Regions from separate parts of the Homo sapiens genome. Here region 2 is linked to region 1. A link is an interaction called in ENCODE POLR2A ChIA-PET data of the cell type or tissue named here. Cell type or tissue: MCF 10A. All regions are shown on one strand. Links, peaks and the distances in the headings refer to the core of each region. The heading gives the core; the rest is flanking DNA.

What was found. ChIA-PET counts read pairs that join two places held together with the same protein. Peaks named below come from ENCODE experiments on the same cell type or tissue, not always from the same donor. Only the 100,000 strongest peaks of a DNase experiment are listed, where the experiment ranks them.
Region 2: POLR2A ChIA-PET joins it to region 1 with 5 read pairs; 5 of 35 experiments call an interaction of 5 or more read pairs at or near these places.

The regions. Positions count from the first base shown.
Region 1 is chr3:141,937,047-141,943,478 of GRCh38, reverse strand. LOC124909442 (a long non-coding RNA gene) reads left to right here and starts at 5,057. Exons shown (of 2, transcript XR_007096121.1): 1 at 5,057-5,785. RefSeq lists an enhancer at 4,886-5,732. In MCF 10A, for the core only: no CTCF peak of the experiment used is centred there; a DNase peak (open chromatin) is centred at 2,958.
Region 2 is chr3:142,170,535-142,174,534 of GRCh38, reverse strand. GK5 (glycerol kinase 5) reads left to right here. Exons shown (of 16, transcript NM_001039547.3): 13 at 2,079-2,182; 14 at 3,057-3,116. Among named protein-coding and RNA genes, the nearest start is that of TFDP2, 23 kb to the right of the region's middle. In MCF 10A, for the core only: no CTCF peak of the experiment used is centred there; no DNase peak of the experiment used is centred there.

The DNA.
Region 1 (6,432 bases), core at 1,173-5,172:
ATGGCTCATACCTATAATCCCAGCACTTTGGGAGGCTGAGGTGGTCGGATCACTTGAGGCCCGGAGTTCGAGCCCAGCTTGGCCAACATGGTGAAACCCAGTCTCTACTAAAAATACAAAAAATTAGCCAGGTGTGGTGGCGGTCGCCTGTAATCCCAGCTACTCGGGAGGCTGAGGCAGGAGAATTGCTTGAACTCAGGAGGCAGAGGCTACAGTGAGCCAAGATCGCGCCATCGCACTCCAGCCTGGGCAACAAGAGCGAAACTCCATCTCAAAAAAAAAGAAAAATGAACAATAAAATAATGGTGGGCTGTTCGGGTGAGGGTAGTGGGTACTCTGGGGCTCTGCCAGAGAGTAAGGACTGAGACCCTCTTTCAACATCTGAGTTCCTCTTCATGAATTGCCCTCAGAAGGGTGGCCAGGGCCGGGCGCGGTGGCTCACACCTGTAATCCCAACACTGGGAGGCCGAGGTGGGCGGATCACAAGGTCAGGAGATCGAGACCATCCTGGCTAACATGGTGAAACCCTGTTTCCACTAAAAATACAAAAAATAGGCCAGGCGCAGTGGCTCACGCCTGTAATCCCAGCACTTTGGGAGGCCGAGGCGGGCGGATCACGAGGTCAGGAGATCAAGACCATCCTGGCTAACACGGTGAAACCCCGTCTCTACTAAAAATACAAAAAAATTAGCCAGGTGTGGTGACGGGCGCCTGTAGTCCCAGCTACTTGGGAGGCTGAGGCAGGAGAATGGTGTGAACCTGGGAGGTGGAGATTGCCCCACTGCACTCCAGCCTGGGTGACAGAGCGAGACTCCGTCTCAAAAAAAAAAAAAAAAAATTAGCCGGGCATGGTGGCGGGCTCCTGTGGTCCCAGCTACTCGGGAGGCTGAGGCAGGAGAATGGCATGAACCCAGGAGGCGGAGCTTGCAGCTAGCCGAGATAGTGCCACTGCACTCCAGCCTGGGTGACAGAGCAAGACTCTGTCTGAAAAAAAAAAAAAAGAAGAAGGGTGGCCAGGTGCCGTGGCTTACCCCTGTAATCTTAGCACTTTGGGAGGCTAGGCCCAGAATTGCTTCCCTGCAATTCGTAGGGAAGATGCTTTCTTATCATCTCTTACACCAAACCAGCATCAGCGAGAACAGCGACAGCAGTCAATATAGAATGCCATGTCCCCAGGCCTCAGGTGGAATGTCACCTGACCTCCGGAACATAGCAGCCCCTCAGCACCTGATCACGCAGTCTCTACCTGTCTCAGGGAGAGGCCGGAACCCTAGATAGCTTATCTCCTATGTTCCAACAAGTTGAGCACGTGGACAATCAGAAGGCACAGAAGGGTGTGGAGCAGTTCAGGGGCCAGCAAGTAGACCCAGGTCTTGAAAAGGAGATGGCTAAGTAAGCACTCGATGACATATTGGAAGGAATGCATCTTCCCATAAAGACTCCCCCTGGAGTTTCACAGACCAAATAAGGGTGGCGGTGGTGGGGAAGTGGTGAGCCTGTGCTCAAGCCCCTTACCCCAGGGGTCTCCTGGAGTAGTGAGCCAAGCTGGTATTGTGCCTTCTCCGTTCCTCCCGGCCTAGAGGAGCCACTTACTAGTGCCGTTTGGTGAAGGTGTCCAAGGACTCATGGGAGTAACCACTGTATCTCTTGGGCTTAAGAAGGTGCTTTTGTTCTTGTAGCCACATGGGGGATGGCACAGCGACTGAATACACCGCTGACCAGGGGCGATACCTGCAAGCCCACAGAATTGTCTACGAAGAGACAAACTATTTTCAAAAATATTTAAAGAGATTTATTCCGAGCCAAATATGAGTGACCATGGCCCCTGACACAGCCCTCAGGAGGTCCAAGAACATGTGTGCAAGGTGGTCAGGGTGCAGCTTGGTTTTATACATTTTAGGGAGACATGAGACTTCAATCAAGTATGTTTAAAAAATACGTTGGTTCGGTCCAGAAAGGTGGGACAACTCGAAGGTGGGGGGCGCTTCCGGCTTATAGGTAGATTTACAAATTTTCTTGTTGACAATTGGTTGAGTTTATCTAAAAACCTGGAATCAATAGAAAGGAAATGTCTGGGTTAAGATAAGGGATTATGGAGAGAAAAGGTCGCAGGCTTCAGAGAATAGATGGTAAATGATTCTTATCAGTAAGGTCTGTGTTGATGTTAATGCCAGCGGGTATAATGAGGCACTTCCCGTTCCTGGCCGGAACCGGTCTCTGAGGTTACATTTTAAGAGCGCCCTGGCCAAGGAGAAAGTCCATTCAGATGGTTGGGGGGTGGGACTTAGAACTGTATTTTTGGTTGACGGAGTTAATTCCATGCCCAGCTTCTTGAGCCTCAGAGAGAAGACAGCTTCAACCCAGAGCCTTTTCCAGAAGAAAGAACCCGACTGGCAGTCAGCTTGCTTGCTTCTGTTCCTACTCCCAGAGCTATGGCTATGTTTTCTCCATTCCTTTTTTTTTGAGACAGAGTCTTGCTCTATTGCCCAGGCAGGAGGTGCAATGGCACCATCTTGGCTCACTGCAACCTCCACCTCCTGAGTTCAAGTGATTCTCTTGCCTCAGCCTCTCGAGTAGCTCGGACTACAGTCACATACCACCACGCCTGGATAATATTTTGTATTTTTAGTAGAGACGGGTTTTCACCATGTTGGTCAGGCTGGTCTCAAACTCCTGACCTTAAGTAATCCACCCACCTCAGCCTCTCAAAGTGCTGGGATTACAGGCGTGAGCTACCGCGTGCGGCCTCCATTCCTTCTCCTACGGGAGCTGCTTCTGTATTTCTGTGCATCTTCTCAGAGTGCTGGCACTTCTCACTGAAGCTTGCACCTGACGACACCGCCAGCTTCCCCAGTTTCTTGCCAGATGAAGGCTCCATCTGCCGGTCTTACTGTGGACGGCTGCCAAATGCCCGGGGGCTCCCTGATCACTGCCAGCTCAGCCTTCTCTCTGAGAGGCCTTTCCAGCCTCTTGCTGAAACTTGCTTTCAGGAGAGCATCTCAGTGGAAAATGCACAGTGGTGAAGGAAGTCCTGTAGTTGGGGAGGGTGTGGGTGGTGGGGGCACAACCAATCCGGTTAGTGTAGAGCAGCATTTGTCATATCCACTTTCTCACTTTCATCCAAATTGCTTCAGGACATTTTTGCCACTGGGGCACAGTGATTCATCCAACCATTTCCTTATTGCCTTCTTATCTCCCGCCTTGGCTAAGGGGCCTAAAGTACTGTGACACATTATGCTAAGGTCAGGAGATTTGTTTTCTTCTTTCATGCCCTACCTACCACTTGGTCATGGCTCTCAAAAGCCGAAACTCAATCATGAGAAGTTTGTGCACTAAAATCCAAAAATGACAATACCGAAAAGGTCCCATCTCCACAGGAAGGACTTTCTGGTTCTGCTAATACATCATAGATTTGCTTTCAAACCTCCAGCAAAGGTTTTCCTCAGTCTGAGTACAACAAAAAGTAATTTTACAGGATGATTTTTTTCCTTGCAGAGACAAGGTCTTGCTCTGTCACAGGCTGGAATGCAGTGACACCATCACAGCTCACTGTAACTTCGAATTCCTGGGCTCAAGTGGTCCTCCCACCTCAGTCTCCACAGTAGCCGTGGTGTGCACCACCACACCTGGCTTGTTTTTTTATTTTGTGTAGAGACAGGGTCTCACTATGTTGCCCATGCTGGCCTCCAGAGATCCTCCCGCTTCAGCCTCCCAGAGTGCTGGAATTATGGGCATGATGTATTTTTAAAACTTTAAAACATCTACAGGATTTATTTTAAAAATTTTAAAACATCTAGGTTTTGTCTGCTTTTTTTTTTTTTTTTTTTTTTTTTTTGAGACGGAGTCTGGCTCTGTCGCCAGGCTGGAGTGCAGTGGCAAGATCCCAGCTCACTGCAACCCCCGCCTCCCAGGTTCAAGAGATTCTCCTGCCTCAGCCTCCTGAGTAGCTGAGACTACAGGCATGCACCACCACACCCAGCTAATTTTTGTATTTTTAGTACAGACGGGGTTCCACCATGTTGGCCTGGATGGTCTCGATCTCTTGACCTCGTGATCCGCCTTCCTCGGCCTCCCAAAGTGCTGGGATTACAGGCATAAGCCACCGTGCCTGGCTCACTGCAGCCTCCGCCTCCCAGGTTCAAGCAATTCTCCTGCCTCAGCCTCCCAAGTAGCTAGGACTACAGGCATGTGCCAACACACCTGGCTAATTTTTGTATTTTTAGTAGAGACTCTTTTGCCATGGTAGTCAGGCTGGTCTCGAGCTCCTGACCTCAAGTGATCTGCCCACCTCGGCCTCCCAAAGTACTGGGATTACAGGAGTGAGCCACCGTGCCTGGCCATGTCTGCTTTTTGTGACAGGTCACTGGAGTAGCGACAAGGCCATTTTGACAATAGAACAGTGGTGGCTCTTCTGCATGAAAGACTCTGGCCCATCTTACGATCAGCTAAATAACACTTTCCTCAAGTATTACCAAAATTCAGTTTATAAGTCATGACTAAGAGTGGAAGAAGGGGCTGGGATGCACCTGTAATCCCAGCTACTTGGGAGGCTGAGGCAAGAGAATAGCTTGAACCTGGGAGGTGGAGGCTGCAATGAGCCGATTTCGTGCCACTGCACTCCCACATGGGCAAAAGAGGGAGACTCCATCTCAAAAAAAAAAAAAAAAAGAAAAAAAGAAAAAAAAGGAGTGGAAGGACACAAGAATGACATACTTTTATTTCAATAAATGCTTTTGGAAATGATTTTTAAGAACAAAAACTAGAGACCTCCTGAAAGTCGGATTAAAGGTTGTGCAGGCCGGGTGCAGTGGCTCAGGCCTGTAATCCCAGCACTTCGGGATGCCGACGGGGGCAGATCACCTGAGGTCGGGAGTTTGAGACCCGCCTGACCAATGTGATGAACCCCATCTCTACTAAAAATACAAAAATTAGCAGGGCGTGGTGGCGGGCACCTGTAATCCCAGCTACTCGGGAGGCTGAGGCAGGAGAACCGCTTGAACCCAGGAGGCAGAGATTGCAGTGAGCTGAGATCCCGCCCTTGCACTCCAGCCTGGGCAACAACAGTGAAACTCCGTCTCAAAAAAAAAAAAAAAAAAAAGCGTGCAAAGATGCATATGATGAACTGCATTTTCCTCGGAGCAGTTGGTATTCCCCCCTCCTCTCACCCTCTTTGAACAGACGGGCATTCGGGGAATGGGGGGAGGGGACACAGCATGGCGGGGGTTCCTTGCTCCCTTAGCCAGGGCGGTTGACTCGCACCCTGCTGCAGGACGGAGAAGGCAGCCGCTTGGAAACCCCGGGCTTCAGTCCTCAGCCGGGTCTCTGGATGTAGACCCCCGGAGTCTGTCTTCTGAGACCGACAAGGCTTGTCAATGGGCAACACAGGCTCCGGGACTTCCGGAAACAGTTTCTCAAGAAACATTTCTGAAACTGCTTGGTTAAGGATGACTCCCGCAAGGGCGGCTGTCACCTGCCTGCTGGGCCCGCACCGGGAGACTTGTCTACACATAAACTGTGCAGGTTAAAGACAGGCCAGGCCAAAGAAATAAGCTTGCAGAGGAGAGAGGGTTTTCACCTATTTTCTTCCCTACCCCAATCCCTGAAAGTTTTCTCAGAACCTGGAGGGCCCAGCATGAGCAACTTCCTGGGCTGGGGCTTGGCCAGGGAGGCAGGTGCCTGCCAGGGCAGGCAGGGACCACTCCCTGTCATCGTAACAAAAGATAACACAGAAGCAGATGGGAGAAAAGTCTGGGGAGAAACAACATGAGCAGAAAACCACAGAAATGTAAGTTTACAACACCCCTATGTTATCAGCCAGGGAGCCATGGAGGTGCTGCAGGGCAGTAGCCCGCCAGCAAGACGCCAGATTTCTCCTTCCAGGTGCTGAGGGAGGGGCTGGTGGTTCAGCCGAGGGGATGAGAAAACCAGCAGCAGCTGCAGCAGTTGGTAAAACGGGCACACCGGGCGCGGTGGCTCACGCCTGTCATCCCAACGCTTTGGGAGGCCGAGGCAGGTGGATCACAAGGTCAGGAGATCGAGACTATCCTGGCCAACGTGGTGAAACCTCGTCTCTACAAAAAATACAAAAATTAGCTGGGCGTGGTGACATGTGCCTGTAATCCCAGCTACTCAGGAGGCTGAGGCAGGAGAATCGCTTGAACCAGGGAGTCGGAGGTTGCAGTGAGCCGGGCACAGTGGCTCACATCTTATCCCAGCACTTTGGGAGGCCGAGGCGGGTGGATCACCTGAGGTCAGTAATTCGAGACCAGCCTGACCAACATGGTAAAACCCCCATCTCTACTAAAAATACAAAATTAGCTGGGCGTGGTGGCACGAGCCTGTAATCCCAGCTACTCGGGAGGCTGAGGCAGGAGAATCCCTTGAACCTGGGAGGTGGAGGTTGCAGTGAGCCAAGATCACGCCATTGCACTC
Region 2 (4,000 bases), core at 1-4,000, 230 kb before region 1:
TCAGGCCAGTTAAAGCAGTATTTTCTGTGATATCCTGGAAGAAGTCATATTTATGCAGGAAAAAAACATAGCATATTGCTAGGGACTAATTGAACTGGCCAAATCTGACTAATCTTAGTTTTATGATACTATACCATCTGATATAAACCAGATTTACTATATACGTTTTTACTAATTAAAATCACCAGAAGGTGTTAATAGATTTGAAAAATTAAAATAAAATCTCAGTAGGAGGGAAATCATAGCTATAGCAAAGATAAGATGTAATATAGAATTTCTTAAGTCATTAAGAAAAATATTGTTTGTTCATTTATTCACCAAATGTGTATTGTTCTCCCATGGGGAGCCAGATATAGTGCTAGGCACAAGAGACACACTGGGAGTACATCGGACAAGGTTCCACCCTGTGGTACTTATAGTGTATTGAGGAAGGTGGGGTTTCAACAAACCATCAAGCAGAATATGTGATTATAAACTGTGGTGCATGGTATGATGGGAAGTTACAGGGTTCCATAAAAACAGAGACCTCATCTAGTCTCTGGGGTCCAGAGTTTTCCCTGAGGAAGCCAAACCAAGATTTGGAAGGGAGTAAGAATTAATTAGGAGAAAGGGTGGTAGAAGGTGTTTCAGGTAAAGGGATGATGTGTCAAAACCCTGAAGCTAGAAGGTGCTTTTTCTGAGGATCATAATTTCCTGACAGCGCTGGATGTCCTTGAAATGACCATTTTGATGTGTTAGCGCTCTTGTGAGACTCTTGTCTGTTTCCTTGTGAGACTGTGAGACTGCAAGCTCCAGCAGGGATCTTTGTTTTTCATGTTTTTTGTTTTTGTTTTTGTTTTTGTTTTTGTTTTGAGACGGAGTCTTGCTCTGTTGCCCAGGCTAGAGTGCAGTGGCGCCATCTCCGCTCGCTGCAAGCTCCGCCTCCCGGGTTCACGCCATTCTCCTGCCTCAGCCTCCCGAGCAGCTGGGACTACAGGCGCCCGCCACCATGTCTGGCTAATTTTTTGTATTTTTAGTAGAGACGGGGTTTCACCATGTTGGCCAGGCTGGTTTCGAACTCCTGACTCAAGTGGTCCACCTTTGTCGGCCTCCCAAAGTGCTAGGATTACAGGTGTGAGCCACCCTGCCTGGCCTGTTTTTCATCTTTGTGTCCCAGAATTGCCTTACATTTCTGGAGATACAAAGATGAATAGAAACCTCATCTGATTAATACATACTTCCAGCTCAACATTTTGGCTCTTTTGAGAACATGTTAGGCTGGATTATTTCTGATATTAGGCAGTAAGGCTATTAAGCTAAGAGAGAAGAGTGTAGTGGTGTTTTTTTTTTTTTTTTAGACCCTGTCTCACTCTGTCACCTAGGCTGGAGTGCAGTAACGCGATCACGGCTCATTGCAGCCTCAAACCCCTGGGCACAAGCAATCCTTCCACCTCAGCCTCCCAAGTAGCTGTAACTACAGGTGTGTATCACACCCAGCTAATATTTAAAGTTTTTTGTAAAGGTGGTATCTTGCTTTGTTGCCCAGGATAGTGTTGAATTCCTGGGCTGAAGCAATCCTCCCTCCTTGGCCTCCCAGAGTGCTAGGATTACAGGTGTGAGCCACTGCACCTGGCCAGAGTATAGTTTTAATGTCTGACAACATATTTGATTTAAGTTATGACACTAAAAAGTACATTTTTGTAGAAAGCTATTCTACATAGTAAAAAGTAGAAAGCTATTCTACATATTAAACAATTTTAGTGTAAAAACTTTATAGCTGGAGAAGGGGGATTGCTGTGATTGCTCTTCATTTTCCACATTTATAAAGCTAAGCATTTAATAATTTGTTACTATATGCTTCAGTTCCTCTTTCTGACATAAATGCAAACAGAAGCTAAGTACAGTAACTATGACTCAATATCGCTTAAATGCTGTTAAAAAGTTATCCCAATATTTACCATAATCTTTTATTTTAAAATTATTTAACCATAGCATTATTTTCTTCTAACGTGGCTATGTTGTTGTTGTATAGTATTTCCTCAAGTCCGTAGATGTAATTTAGAATAATAATAATATATTCTTGTTATCTCTTACTGTAGGCTCCATTAAATGACCCCTGGGCATGTGCCTCTTTTATGGGTTTGAAGCCTTCTACCAGTAAATACCATCTTGTACGAGCAATATTGGAGTCAATAGCTTTCAGGTATGAAAACCTGCCCTAAACTTCCCCTTCCCCATAGAATATTGCCATGTCTTTCATTAATTTGCTACTAAATGGAAAATTTCTTAATTTTAATTAAATTCTTTGTATTTTTGGCTTATTTGATACTATATATTATGTAATATGTTCTTCTTGCTAATTTCCATGGTATCTTTCTTATTTTTTCTTATATTTAATGTACCAACACCACTCAGACTTGATATCTGAAAATTGAAGGATTTTTTTAAAAAATTCAATTTCTTAAGCATGCAAGATTCAAAATTTGGATTTTCAAAGGTTTAGTATCCTTATTCATGAAAGATAATTCCAAGTAATAATGCTTCTGTTGTACCCCAAAATTGAGTCATCAGAATTATTCTTCTGCATATTTCCCTGTAATCTTTTTGTTATGAGACAGGTGTTAATTATTAAAATTAAGAATGATGCTGTCATGAATATGGGATGTTTGTAACATTTAAAATAAAATTTTCTGTGATTACAAAGTAATTGTTTTTATATTTGATGAATTCTATTAGATTTTACTTATGGTTTGTCATCTTAATAGCTATCTATTAAATAGATGCTTGTTTTAAATTTTTCTTTGTAGAATGGTAATAGATAAAATTTAGTTGTAAAATATAAATTATGCCTTCTTACATGAAGGCAAAAAAAACACAAGGACCTGCGCTTCTTGCTTATTTGAGTATCTGTTATACAGTTTCCATTTAGCACAATTTATTTCTTTAATATTTTGTTTTGTACATTTTATAAATATCAAATAAATAAAACTATAGTTTGTATTTTTCAAGATCAGAATAAAGTAGTGAATTATTATGATATGAATTTCTTATAAATAGTTATCTTGTTTTTTAACTAGAAACAAACAGTTATATGAGATGATGAAGAAAGAGATTCATATTCCTGTAAGAAAAATCCGGTATGTAAAGTTTATTTCTAATAGACTTAATTAGAAATTAGAAGTAAGTGGTAGCTGCTATGAGCTACCACTCATTTCTTTTTTAGATCCTGAATAATTCATCTTTATGATTATTGAGGATTTCAAAAATAATTTCTGCTTAGCTCCTTCACAACAAAATTCTTTTTTTTTTAATTTGTATTTTTATCGAGACAGAGTCTTGCTGTGTCACTCAGGCTGGAGTGCAGTGGCATGATCTCGGCTCACTGCAACCTCTACTGCCTGGGTTCAAGTGATTCTCATGCCTCACTATCCCGAGTAGTTGTGACTACAGACATGCACCACCACGCCCAGCTAATTTTTTTGTATTTTTAGTAATGATGGGGTTTCGCCATGTTGGCCAGGGTGGTATTGAACTCCTGACCTCAGGTGATCCGCCCTCTTCAGCCTCCCACAGTGCTGGGATTACAGGTGTGAGCCAACGCGCCCAGCTACAACAAAATTCTTGGTCATAGGAATTCAGAGAGGAAAGGAGAGCTAATTGTGGATTTATGGAGAATATAATACAATATCAAATTTGGGTGCATCTTGGCACCCATATGTGTAGTATATCAATTTTTAAAATCTCTTTTTTGGGTGTATATCCTTTGGGCATGTAAGCATCAAACTTCTCGACTTTCTTTTCTGTAATATCTAAGTGAATTTTTATGTTGCCTTAGTTTATTATACCTGGCTTGTTTTGAACTAGTCCTAAGACAAACAAGGACAGGTGAGAAAATTGGTGGCAGAAATAAGGAAAATGTTTAAAGATTACCCAGTAAGGTTCTCTGTCATTAGGTTAATGCTAAGTGATTTAATTTTAGAATTAAAAAGTAAAATTTATAAAATAAAATCAAGGATTTCAG